Linked DNA regions of Homo sapiens: region 2 is linked to region 1. The links are chromatin contacts, found by Hi-C or POLR2A ChIA-PET in ENCODE. All regions are on one chromosome and are shown on one strand. Each heading gives the region's core, a stretch centred on a gene start or an enhancer-like site at or near the end of the contact. The rest is flanking DNA. Distances are from core to core; before and after follow the strand shown. Region 1 holds the start of VILL (villin like). Region 2 holds the start of WDR48 (WD repeat domain 48).

The links. Hi-C counts contacts between places; a loop is a spot of excess contacts on that map. ChIA-PET counts read pairs that join two places held with the same protein, here RNA polymerase II (POLR2A). Pooled maps may share reads with other maps.
Region 2: a loop to region 1 is called in a pooled map, with 3 times the contacts of the local background. The contact joins the promoter of WDR48 here to the promoter of VILL in region 1. A Hi-C loop is called at or near these places in 1 of 168 maps with a recorded cell type or tissue (CD4-positive, alpha-beta T cell), 3 of 37 single-sample maps with no recorded cell type and 9 of 50 pooled maps. POLR2A ChIA-PET finds 5 or more read pairs at or near these places in 2 of 52 experiments (WTC11 and naive thymus-derived CD8-positive, alpha-beta T cell).

What each region holds. Positions count from the first base shown.
Region 1 is chr3:37,988,673-37,994,127 of GRCh38, reverse strand. VILL (villin like) reads right to left here and starts at 3,342. Exons shown (of 20, transcript NM_015873.4): 1 at 3,299-3,342; 2 at 396-541; 3 at 156-230. The coding sequence starts at 455. RefSeq lists enhancers at 1-170, 1,036-1,330 and a silencer at 1-329.
Region 2 is chr3:39,049,676-39,055,191 of GRCh38, reverse strand. It overlaps WDR48 (WD repeat domain 48), which reads right to left and starts at 3,176. Exons shown (of 19, transcript NM_020839.4): 1 at 3,119-3,176. The coding sequence starts at 3,166. It overlaps SCN11A (sodium voltage-gated channel alpha subunit 11), which reads left to right and starts at 3,248. Exons shown (of 30, transcript NM_001349253.2): 1 at 3,248-3,331. RefSeq lists a silencer at 2,973-3,072 and enhancers at 3,113-3,302, 3,323-3,372, 3,383-3,472, 3,143-4,015.

The sequences.
Region 1 (5,455 bases), core at 2,093-4,592:
GACTAAGAAGCCTCAACGGTAACCGCCCCCTTGTGGGATGTGATTCTCCGGCTCTCAACTTGCCGCTTCCCAGGGCAGAGTTTATGCCTGTGCCTCAGTCTCCCCAGTGCCGGGCCATGCCACCCCTCTCAGGCAGACTTCCCCAAGCGACTCACGTGGAGGATGACATAGCAGTGTTCCTCAAAAAAGTTCCCGTAAGCCCCCTCGGGTACCGGCACCATCTTCCGGTTCTGGGAGAGGAGAGTTCCCTGTAACAACTCAGGAGGCCTCTACCCATGACACCCGCTGGGGTGGGGTGGAAGAGGACGCTCTGAGTTGGGGGCGGGAGAAGCCTAGTGTGGAAAACCCCACGCTCTTCCATGTCACCAACTCTCCTATTTGGTCGTGCCTCTCACCTCAGAGATCCATATGTGGAGGCCTCCCTGCATGCCTGGGAGGCCCTTGCTGATGTCCATCGCAGGCCAGGCAGGAATATGGGACGACACAAGGAACAACAGCCAGAGTTCTCAGGCTGGAGACCGACACCTGGCTACCTGTACAACTTCATTATAGAACATGACTTTTATTAGGAGGGCTCTGTAAACACACAAATGTCAGCACACAGACTATGAAGACTCAGATTCTGCAGCAAGTGACAGGCTCAGCTGATATGAGTGGGTTGGGCAGATTAGGCATAAACACTTGACAATTTTTTTTTCCAGTTTTTTCGAGACAGGGTCTTGCTCTGCCACCCTAGCCTGCAGTGCATGATTCGAACACACTTCACTGCAACCTCCACCTTCTGGGTTCAAGTGATCTTCCCGCTTCAGCTGACAAATTCTTGAAACAGAGCTGAACTCTGTATAAACACAGGCTCTGCAAACAGCCACAGGCTCTGCAAATAGCGATTTAGCTTGCTCGAGTCTGTGCTCTGTGGTTCTGCGCGTGCAGAGAGGGAGAGAATGAGAGGGCAGTGAATGACAGTGACATGGAATGAGAAGTACCTGGGGGAAGGAAGGGACCCTCACTTCTGTCGATTTTGTTATGTCTTGGCACTTCATATTCAATTACCTGAGGCTTCCCTGCACCACTCCTTCAGAAACCTGTGTGTGAGGTTTGGTCCAAAAGTCACTTCTTTCTGAATCTCTCACTCAGGGTGACCCTGGTGTGTTAGTCCTTCCCTCCTCCCCCTCCACTCCCACTGTGTCTTATCAATAGCAGGAACACCCTTGGCTCCAGGCAGAACAAGGTGAGGGGACAGAGTTACAGAATCAGGTGTGGCACAATAGGTGTCATAGAGTGGCTCACATTCCTTACACCTTTGTCAGGGCCCCTGGTTTGGCCCTGGTGAGTTCACAGTACACTGTGGCAACACCCAACATGTAGCCAAAGAAATGTGGGAGCGGAGGAGGCTGTGGGGCAGGGGAGCAGGGGCAGAGTGGGCTGTCCTTCTAGGGGGTTAGAGCTGGGTCCGTCACAGCTCACAGCTCCTCCCGACACCCTATGGAAACCATAGGATGGTTGTTGGCTATGGTCTCCCTCACCAGAGCAGCAGATTCCTGAAGGCAGGGGTTTGTCTTGTTGTTTACTGTGGGATCCCAGCTGCCCGGCCCCCAGCAGGTACTCAGTAAGTACTTGTTGAATGAGTGAAGTGTGCTGCCCTGCGACTGGACTGAGTGAAAATGAATAGAGAAGGGAGCCGTCCGTGCACCCTAATTGCCCCAAGAACTGTTGCCACAGTTGATGGCCTGTTGGTGTGACAATGACATGAGTGACAGGCAGACATAGTGGCCATGAAAAGGTGATCTCAAGCAACAGAAAACGTGAGGACATTGGGTGACAAGCAGGATGTCCACCAGTGGTGGCCCCGTAGAAGGACACTGAGTAATAGGCAGAAATAGTGACCAGTGACAGTTACCAGAGGCCCAGGCAGGCAGTGACCAGAGGTGCAGACAGAAACTGTGAGCTGTAGCTCATGGAAGAGTACAACATGGTGACAGAGTGCCAGAAAGACTACTGGATGGCCTCAGAACAGTGTCAACCAGGGCACATGGGGGACTGGAAAGTCAAACTGGCAGCCAAAAAGTTGGGACTCGGCTGGTGTCACTGGGAGAGGCAGCATCGCCCCCAGGGGTCCGGGAGCCCGTCTGATATCCAGCCCCAGCCCGTAGAGCCAAGCCCTCAGCTGCCAGGGCTGAGGTCGCACTCGCATGGCACCTGTGTTCATTCTCTTTCACCTGGACTCCAGGGAGGAATGGGTGCTCAAAGATTGGGGGCCTCCTCCCTCCCCACAGTGCCACCTCCAGCCTCCCAAGCCCTCCTGCCCTCTTTCCTCAGGGGAACCCCCCACAGTGCCCCCTCCAGCCTCCCAAACCCTCCTGCCCTCTTTCCTCTGGGGAACTCCCTTTCACCACCTTCCCAAGTGGGAACCCTCCTATCCCTGGTCCTCTCCCTTCTCCTAGAAGCCCTCCTTCTCTTCCCTGGGGGTGCACTTCCTCCACTCAGGGCCCCTTTCTCTTCCGGATGCCCAATTCCTTCCCTGGTTTCCCTTTCTCTCCCCATGCCCCACGCCTCCGCTTTTCCAGGGTTTCCCTCTGTCCCCACTGGGTGCCCCTGCCTCCCCCTGGTTCTTCTTTCTCCCCTCTGATTTCCCCTCTCCCCTGGGATCCTTCCCTTTTTCTCCCATTTTTCCTCCCCAGGCACCTCCTCCTTTCCTGGTTCCCTGTCTTCCCCTACACCCCTCCCTCTCTCCCTCCCCACCCTCCTCCCCAGGTCTTTCCTTCTCTTCCCCAGGCTCCCCTCTCTTTCCCGGGGCACTCCCTACCCGCTTCACACACCCCCTCTTCTCTCCCCCTGCCCCTCGTGTCCCTGGGTGCCTCCTCTCTCCTCGCTTTCTCCCTCCTCCAGTGCCTCTTTCTCTCCCTACAGGAGCCCTTCCTTCTTTTGTGGGTACCTTTGAAGGGAGCCCGAGATTACCTTGCTCAGTTTCCATGGAGCAGGGAGTGGTGCCGCCCTCTAGAGTGAGGGGAAAGGAGGATGGGGCCAGGGTTGGGGGCAGGCACACTGAATTTGTGGGCCACGGACTTCCCTGCCCATCTACAAAATCTGCCACTTTCTTCCCCTTGGGCTGCCGGCCACAGCTGCCCTGCCCCATCAGTGTTTTCACCTGCTGGGCTGCTGCCGCCTCCCAATTCTGCCGCGGAGGCTCTGTGGCCCTGAGCCCTGGGACCCTATGCTCTATGCCCTTGACTTGAATAGCCCACTCTGCCCCACTGGTTCCCTGGAAACCCCCGCCCCCCAACTCTCTGCCCAGGCCTACCTGCTGGAAACTGCTCCCGCGCCTTCGCCCTGCCTGTGGGCAGTGCTAGGCCTGGCACGGGGCCAGTCTCTGCCTCCCTACTCCTGGTCCCCACCACTGTAACTCAATCCTAGCTCCTGCCCTGCAGGACACACCCCACCACACAGTGCTCAGCGGGCTAGGCATTCACTTAGTCAGCCAGTCAACAAATATCGAGCAAGCCGTCGGGACCAGCGCCCTCCCCAGGGCTATGGTTAAGTCTCCCAGGTCTCACTGCCTGGGTACCAGTGGCCAGAGAGAGCAGGGGATGGAGGCCTGGACTGGGCTAAGAGGTGGGGTGTGGAAGATACTGGGATTTCCTTCTCTGGAGTACTAGATGGGCCCCTGATCCCTCACCCGGAGTGGTGGGCTCCGCCTGGACCAAGAGGGCCAGGCCACTCCAGCAAACTTTAGGAGGAAGTAGGACCAAGGCTGGGGGCTGTGGGGTCAGGCTCTGTGAGACCCAGCTCACTTCAGGAGGGGAAGGTGGTCAGGGCTCCCTCTAGATATTTCTGCTGTCCCTACCCAAATGTGAGCTCACTGCCTGGCACAGCCCTCCTCAGGGAACCCTGATACCCATCATGGGAGAGGCCAGTCCAGCTCTTGCAGCGAAGACACCTCTCCCTCACCTCAGCTGCCACTCCACTGCCACTCTCTCTCTCTCACTGTGGGGTGGAGGGGCTGCAAACAGAGCCTTCCAGAAACTCCAGGGGCACAACCTCCTCTTGGCGGCTTAGGGCCTCAGTCCCAGCCAAGGCCCAGCCAGCGTGGGCCATCCCATCAAAGCCACGCTGCTAAAGCCTGCCCACTGCCCAAGACCCTCTCCCTGTGTTCAGTCTTCACCCCACAAAGGTCTCTGTTACAGGGGTCTGGGGACTTGGGGACTCGGGGGCAGTCTGTGTCCAGCAAGACCTACAGCTAGTGTGTGACTGTGTTTAACAGACACAATGCAGGGTCCCTGTGTGTGAAGGGATGCCTGTGTCACAGGCATTTGGCTCGTCCCCATGTGTGCCATTGCCTGTCCGACCTCATGTGTGTGCCTGTATCCTGGCATGTCTGTCTGATCCCCACTTGGGACAGGGACCCTGTCTGTGACAGTGGCAGTGTGTCCACTGTACCTGTGCATACCCGTTTCCCTGTCCCTTTTTGTCTCTGTGCCCAGGAAGACTCTGTGTCCTCACTTCTTCCCACCGACTCTTCCCCCATCTCCCCTCAGCCCACCCGCTCTGTTTGTTCTTGAATTCCCTGGCAATGGCTCTTTCCTAAGTCACCAATGCCCGCTGTCAACCAAGCGGCAGTCAGTTCAGTCACCATTGTTCCTTCCCCTCTCACTCCACCTGTCTCCTTCAGGCCTCTAAATGGCAGCAGGAGCAGAGCTTGGGCCTTCACTCCTGTTTGTTTTCCAGTTTCCTTCCCAGTTCCAGTCTGAAGGCTGCAAATAGCATGGAAACGCCAGTGTCTCCCTGACCCAACTCCCCCGAACCTTGCCCCGGCCTAAGTCTCCATCTTCCGTCTGTCACATCTCTCCCAGCACGTTTGGTCTCACATTTAACATCGCCTCAGGCCCCTCCCAGATCTACCCTCTCTGAGCCCCAGGAACACGTTCAGTGTGAACATCCAGAGGGTGCTTAGGCCCCAAACCTGGAGTTGCCCTGATTTCTCTCTCCCGCAAGCCACTGGCCCGTCGGCAGCTGGTTCATGGTGGATCCTGGGCCTGGCCCTCCCTCTCACGCCTCCTGCCTGCTCCGGAGCCAGCCTCCCTCTGTGTCTCTGGGTCTGCCTGGCCGCTACGACCATCCTACCACAGTAGCCAGAGGGATCTTTTTTCCTAAGATTTAAAAAAATTGTGGTAAAATATAAAAAATCTTTTTTTCACAAGATTTAAAAAATTGTAGTAAAATATACTTAAAATTTACCATTGTATCCCCTTTTTATTTATGTATTTATTTGAGACAGAGTTTTGCTCTTGTTGCCGAGGCTGGAGTGCAATGGCATGATCTTGGCTCACTGCAGCCTCCGCCTCCCGGGTTCAAGTGATTCTCCTGCCTCAGTCCCCTGAGTAGCTGGGATTACAGGCATGCACCACCACACCCGGCTAATTTTGTATTTTTGGTAGAGACGGGGTTTCACTATGTTGGT
Region 2 (5,516 bases), core at 1,927-4,426, 1.1 Mb before region 1:
TAGCAATATTTTTAAGTCTCAAGGGTTTGTCTTGGCCTACAACTTGACAAGGAGCTCAGGGCTACTGTCTCGTGGTCTGAGACAGTCAGGAGACAAAGTATATTTACTCCAAGTACCCATGTATGCTTTTTCCAAGATGAGAAGTTTTCTTTTTGATGTATAAGAGCAAATAATGTGGTAAAAAGTTCAAAAATACAAAGTTGTGCATATTTCAAACTAAAAGATATCCCATGTCCTGTCTTATCTATAATCACACAATCTATTCCCAAAGGGATAATCACTGCTATTACCCTTCCTGACTTTTAAAATGCATATTTCCTTTGTGGAAATGGGAATATGCCATGTTGACTTGCTTTTTTGACTCTCTCTCTCTTTGAGGCCTCCCTGGAAGACGAGCAGATCCTAGCACCATATTTCCTGTAAAGCCTGCAGAACTATGAGCCAATTATGCCTCTTTTCTTTATAAATGAGCCAGTCTCAGGTATTTCTTTATAGCAATTCAAGAATGGCTTCACACAACACCCTTGCATAAGTAGGGACAGATACATGCATATGCAATTTTGTAGAATATATTTTTAGATAAGGAATTCTGGGCTAAAGGGAATGTTTATTTAAAAATTTGACAAAGCAAGACACAAAACAGTGAATACTATGGCTCCATTTATAGCAAAAAAATATGTTAAGTCAGGTACACAAACAGCAAGAGGTATAGAACAGCGGTTCTCAACCAGCGGCAATTTTGCCCTTGAGGGGACATTTGAAAATGTCTGGAGACATTTTTAGTTGTCACAACTGGGGAGATGCTACTACATCTAGTTGGTAGAAGCCAGGGATGATGCCAAAGAACCTGTGATGCATAGGACAGCTCCCTCCCTCAGACACAGCGAAGAATTATCCAGATGAAATTTCAAGAATGTTCAGGTTGATAAACTCTGGTCTAGGATTAAAACATGACATTGCCCGCAGTAGCTTTCTTGGAAGCATGGAGGGCAACTCTAATTTATGTTTTTGTTTGTTGGGATTTTTACAATGAACACGCATTAGTTTAAAAAACACCTCATAGACAATGATGGTTCAGATGAAATCAATCCCTGTGGCTTCTCAGGCTGCTTCTATACCTTAGGGACAAATTCCGAAAGTTCCCTGAATCTTCTCTTCAGCAGGTTAATCTAAGACAGCTCTTTCAAAAGTTCTTCATAGGAAATAATTTCAAGTCAGTTCACCAATCTGATTGCTACCTATGAAGAACAAGGTCCTAAGTGCTGAACACCAAACTCTAATTTTGTACTTTGACCAGTGAAAAGTGGAATTATCTATCACCTGCCTCATTCTACGTGCACTGGCTCACATTCAGCCTATTGGAACACTGTTTTTCCAAACCTGCTGCAGTTAATTTACATTTTCTCCATCCCATACTAGTACAATTGCCTTGTAAGTCTTTTTAAAATATATATACTTTATTGCATGCATTTTGGGAGTGGGCAGGCCTGGGAAGGAAGCAAGCAGGGAACACACTGCAGTAATAGGAGTTTTAAGTCTTAATGCAATAAACTGAAAGGCCTGATTAACTACCCTTACTCTCCTAAGATGTACACCACCATAGAGTCTATAATACAATCGGGTTACTTTTTGAGTTATATTTCAGTCCCAAGGAGACATTCTCACTACCTGCCTTGGATGCTGGTGATACTTAAATCCTATCACTAATGCACTGAAAAACACCTAATAGGGTGAGTTTAGACTTATTAATTTCACTCATTTCAACAAACATCCAGTGAGTGCTTAAGACACTGTACTGATCAGTGAGATCAATAAAACCAAGATGTGAACTAATCAGAAGACTTTATGGCCTACCACCTTCTGCTGGGATTACCTTACTGAAGGACCCCTTCATCTAACTACCTTTATCTGACACTTGATTTCAACCCGCAGAACTCCATATAATGCTGTGTTTTATAAAGAAAGCCTAGGTGTTAATTATTTCTACACCCTTTCAATCCCTTTTCCCCTTTGGGGGCCACCCTAAGTGCTAGGTAAATGTTTAATGAATAAATGCACCAAACTGCCACTACCACATACAATATACCTGCAGGCAAACACCTGTAAGAGGGCTTTTATTCCCTGCATCACTGAAAATATTAAGTGGCAATAACTATTTTTTAATATTATTATTATACTTTAAGTTCTAGGATATATGTGCACAACGTGCAGGTTTGTTACATAGGTATACGTGTGCCATGCTGGTTTGCTGTACCCATCAACTCGTCATTTACATTAGGTATTTCTCCTAATGCTATCCCTCCCCTAGCGCCCCCAGCCCCCGACAGGCCCCGGTGTGTGATGTTCCCCGAAGTGGCAGTAACTCTTAAGCGTAACCGCAAACAAAAGTGAATTCACAAAGGCATAAGGCACAAGACACACACGGTAAGATTAGACAACTCTTTACCACATGGACAATAAATTACACAAACAATAAAGACAGATTCAGCGATGCACACTTAAGATGAAGAAATGGTGAAGAGGAACTTAAATACCAAAACAATTAAAATTATAATTTCCCCACGCACATTCTTATGTCACTTAAACCTACCCAGGGGACAGCTCCCACATAAGAGAGGGCTGGGGGCTCCCAAGTGCGGAATCCTCAGCAGAAACCCCGCAGGGCCGTTGGCGCTCCGCCGCCTCGCCACGCCCCCGCACAAGCCGCTCACTCCTCCAACGCCCACCCCCCTGGGAAACCCCTGGAGGCCTCGGCTCCGACGCAGCGAGGGCAGAGCGCTTCGAAGAAAGACAGGGCAAGGGGGAGGCAAGTGGGCGGGGAACGAGCCTATCCCGACCCCGCAAGTCCACTCCTACAGAAGAGCGGCGACAAGCAATCCCGGGCTCAGAATGCCGCCCACGAGGGTCCCGGGCCTGGGCCCCAAGGGCCAAGCAAGCCGACCCCCGCCCCTTCCTCAAGCCGTTAGCGCCGCGGCCCCACCCCTCGTGGCCGGCCGCGCCCCGCCCCGTTCGCCCCATGCCGCTACCCCAGCTGGTCGTGGCGCCGGGCACCTTCTAGCTGGAGTGGGCCCGGAGCTGCCGGCCGCGTCCGGAAGACCGAGGAACCGGGCTTCCATACCTGCACTTTCCTCCGCCCTGCTGTGTTCTGCCGGTGATGGGCCGCCATCTTGCATGTTGACACTCCGACGTCACTTCCGGAGGTGGCTCAGAGCGGGAGGATGTCCTGCCCCTTTCCCTTTGGCCAAGGGTTAGTGGCGGGGCTGAAGGTAAACAGGCTGTTGTGTTTCCTCGGTGCTGTTAGTTGCTGTGTGGCCGGTAGCCATGTGATGAGGTAGATGCACCTAAAAACAAAACCACTGTGCAAGTATAATGCTGATGGGGAGAGAGCCACTTTTCAGGGCTGAGGGAGCAACACGAATTCACTTGTGTGGTCCTAGACCCTGGCTTGCGCTCTTTTCCGCGCCCTCCCCGAGAGGCCCAAGCAAAACGAAAGCACTGAAAGAATTAACAGTGCTAGACATGGCGCTGGACCATCTCCTGACCTTTCCTAGGCAGGCAGGAGAACCAAGTGAACCAAGTGATTTACTGTTAAGTACCTAAAAATGCGGAGAATTATGTCGTGGCCTCAAAGGGGGAGAGATAGAAGTCCTTGCAAAGGAGGTGGCCTCCATCTTCAGGGGGAGCAAAGAATCCGTTTAAATTAAAAGGATAAAAAGTGGGGCCATAAAAGAACGAGATCATGTCCTTTGTAGGGACATGATGGAGCTGGAGGCCCTTATCCTTAAGCAAACTAACAAAGGAACAGAAAACCAAATACCGCACGTTCTCACTTATAAGTGGGAGCTAAATGATGAGAACACATGGACACAAAAGAGGGGGACAACACACACTGGGGCCTTTCGGAGGGTGGAGGGTGGGAGGAGGGCGAGGATCAGGAAAAATAACTAATGGGTACTAGGCTTAATACCTGGGTGACAAAATAGCCTGTACAACAAACACCCGTGACACAAGTTTACCTATATAACAAACCTGCACTTGTACCCCTGAACTTAAAAGTTTAAAAAAAAAAAACAAGACAAAAAGATGTTATAGGAAGGCGAAAACGGTACACCAGCTAAAATTGTTCCCAGAGACAATTCTAGTTTAAATCATCTCTTATACTGGAACAGTTAGGTTTGACTTAAGGTGGTTTTCCTGACCACTAATTATAAGAGCTGAGGGTGATCAGACCCTCTCTAGTGAAAGTGAATCCTATAGAACTACACTGTGGGATATAGCATATGATGTATCTGCTAGTCATTTGTGGCTCTTGAGCACTTGAAATATAGCTAGTTCCAGTTGAGATATGTAATTGTAAACTACCCCCAAATTTCAAAGACTAGTTTGAAGAAAAGAATGTAAAATATCTCATTAATAATTTTTTGTATTGATTTCATGTTGAAATGATGTTTGGGGGTATATTAGGCTAAATAAAATTTATTAATTTTGTCATGGATATTAGAATATTTAAAATTACATATGTGGTCACAAATTTCTGTTGCATAGTGCTAGTATATAAGTAATGCTTAGAAAAGTTGTCTTGACAAATACTTCTTAAATTAATAAAGAAATGTGAATTAGATGAGTAAAAATTGTGATGGCAGAAAGCTTCTTAAGCAAAACTGGCAGTGATAACTTATAGGTAAATTACTGCATCATTACAGGCTTATTCATTCACTGATTCATGTATTCATTCATTTAACAAAATATTATTTAGCATATCATATATGCCAGGCACTATATTAGGTGTTGGGGAATCAGTGGTGAGTGCACATAGTCATAGAACTTAGAGTCCCAGGATGAGACAGGAATTAATACAGAGATAAGTACTATGAAGAAAGATGATTGTAAGACAGGAAGTATCTTGAGTCAAGAGTTAACTAGGCAAGGAGAGGGAACAGTCTGAGCAAAGGTCTTGTAGCAGGAGAGAGCATGGAACATTACAGGAACTGAGAGTCAAGGCTTAGAGTACAGAGAAGTGAAAGGAGTATGCAGAGGCCATACCCAGCAGGATCTTTTAGACCAATGGGAAGCTGTTGAAATACAGGTAGGGAAATAATATGTCTGTATTTTAAAAATTGCTTAAGTGTCTATTGAGCACCTATGATGTGCAAAATACAATACAGGTATGTTGCTCTGGACAATATACTGGTACTTGCTAGAAATTGATATGTTGTAGTCCTGCTTTGGACCTGAAAAATATTGAAATAGTGAAGTTCTTTCAGTGGGCAGAATTTTCACCAGTATGTTTTGATGTTCAGTTTGGCTGAAAGGAGAAATGGTCAATTCAGGGTCAGAGGATAATTTTTTGGCCAGTTTGTGAAGGACATGGAAAGAGCAAGACTGGAGAACTAGTGACAAGGAAGACTCCAGAAGGGATATAGTGATGGACCTCTCAGAATAAATCTTAAGAATCATATGGATGAAATGAACTGCTTTGTGATGAAACTCAGCCTCACTGCCTGCTCAGTAGAATC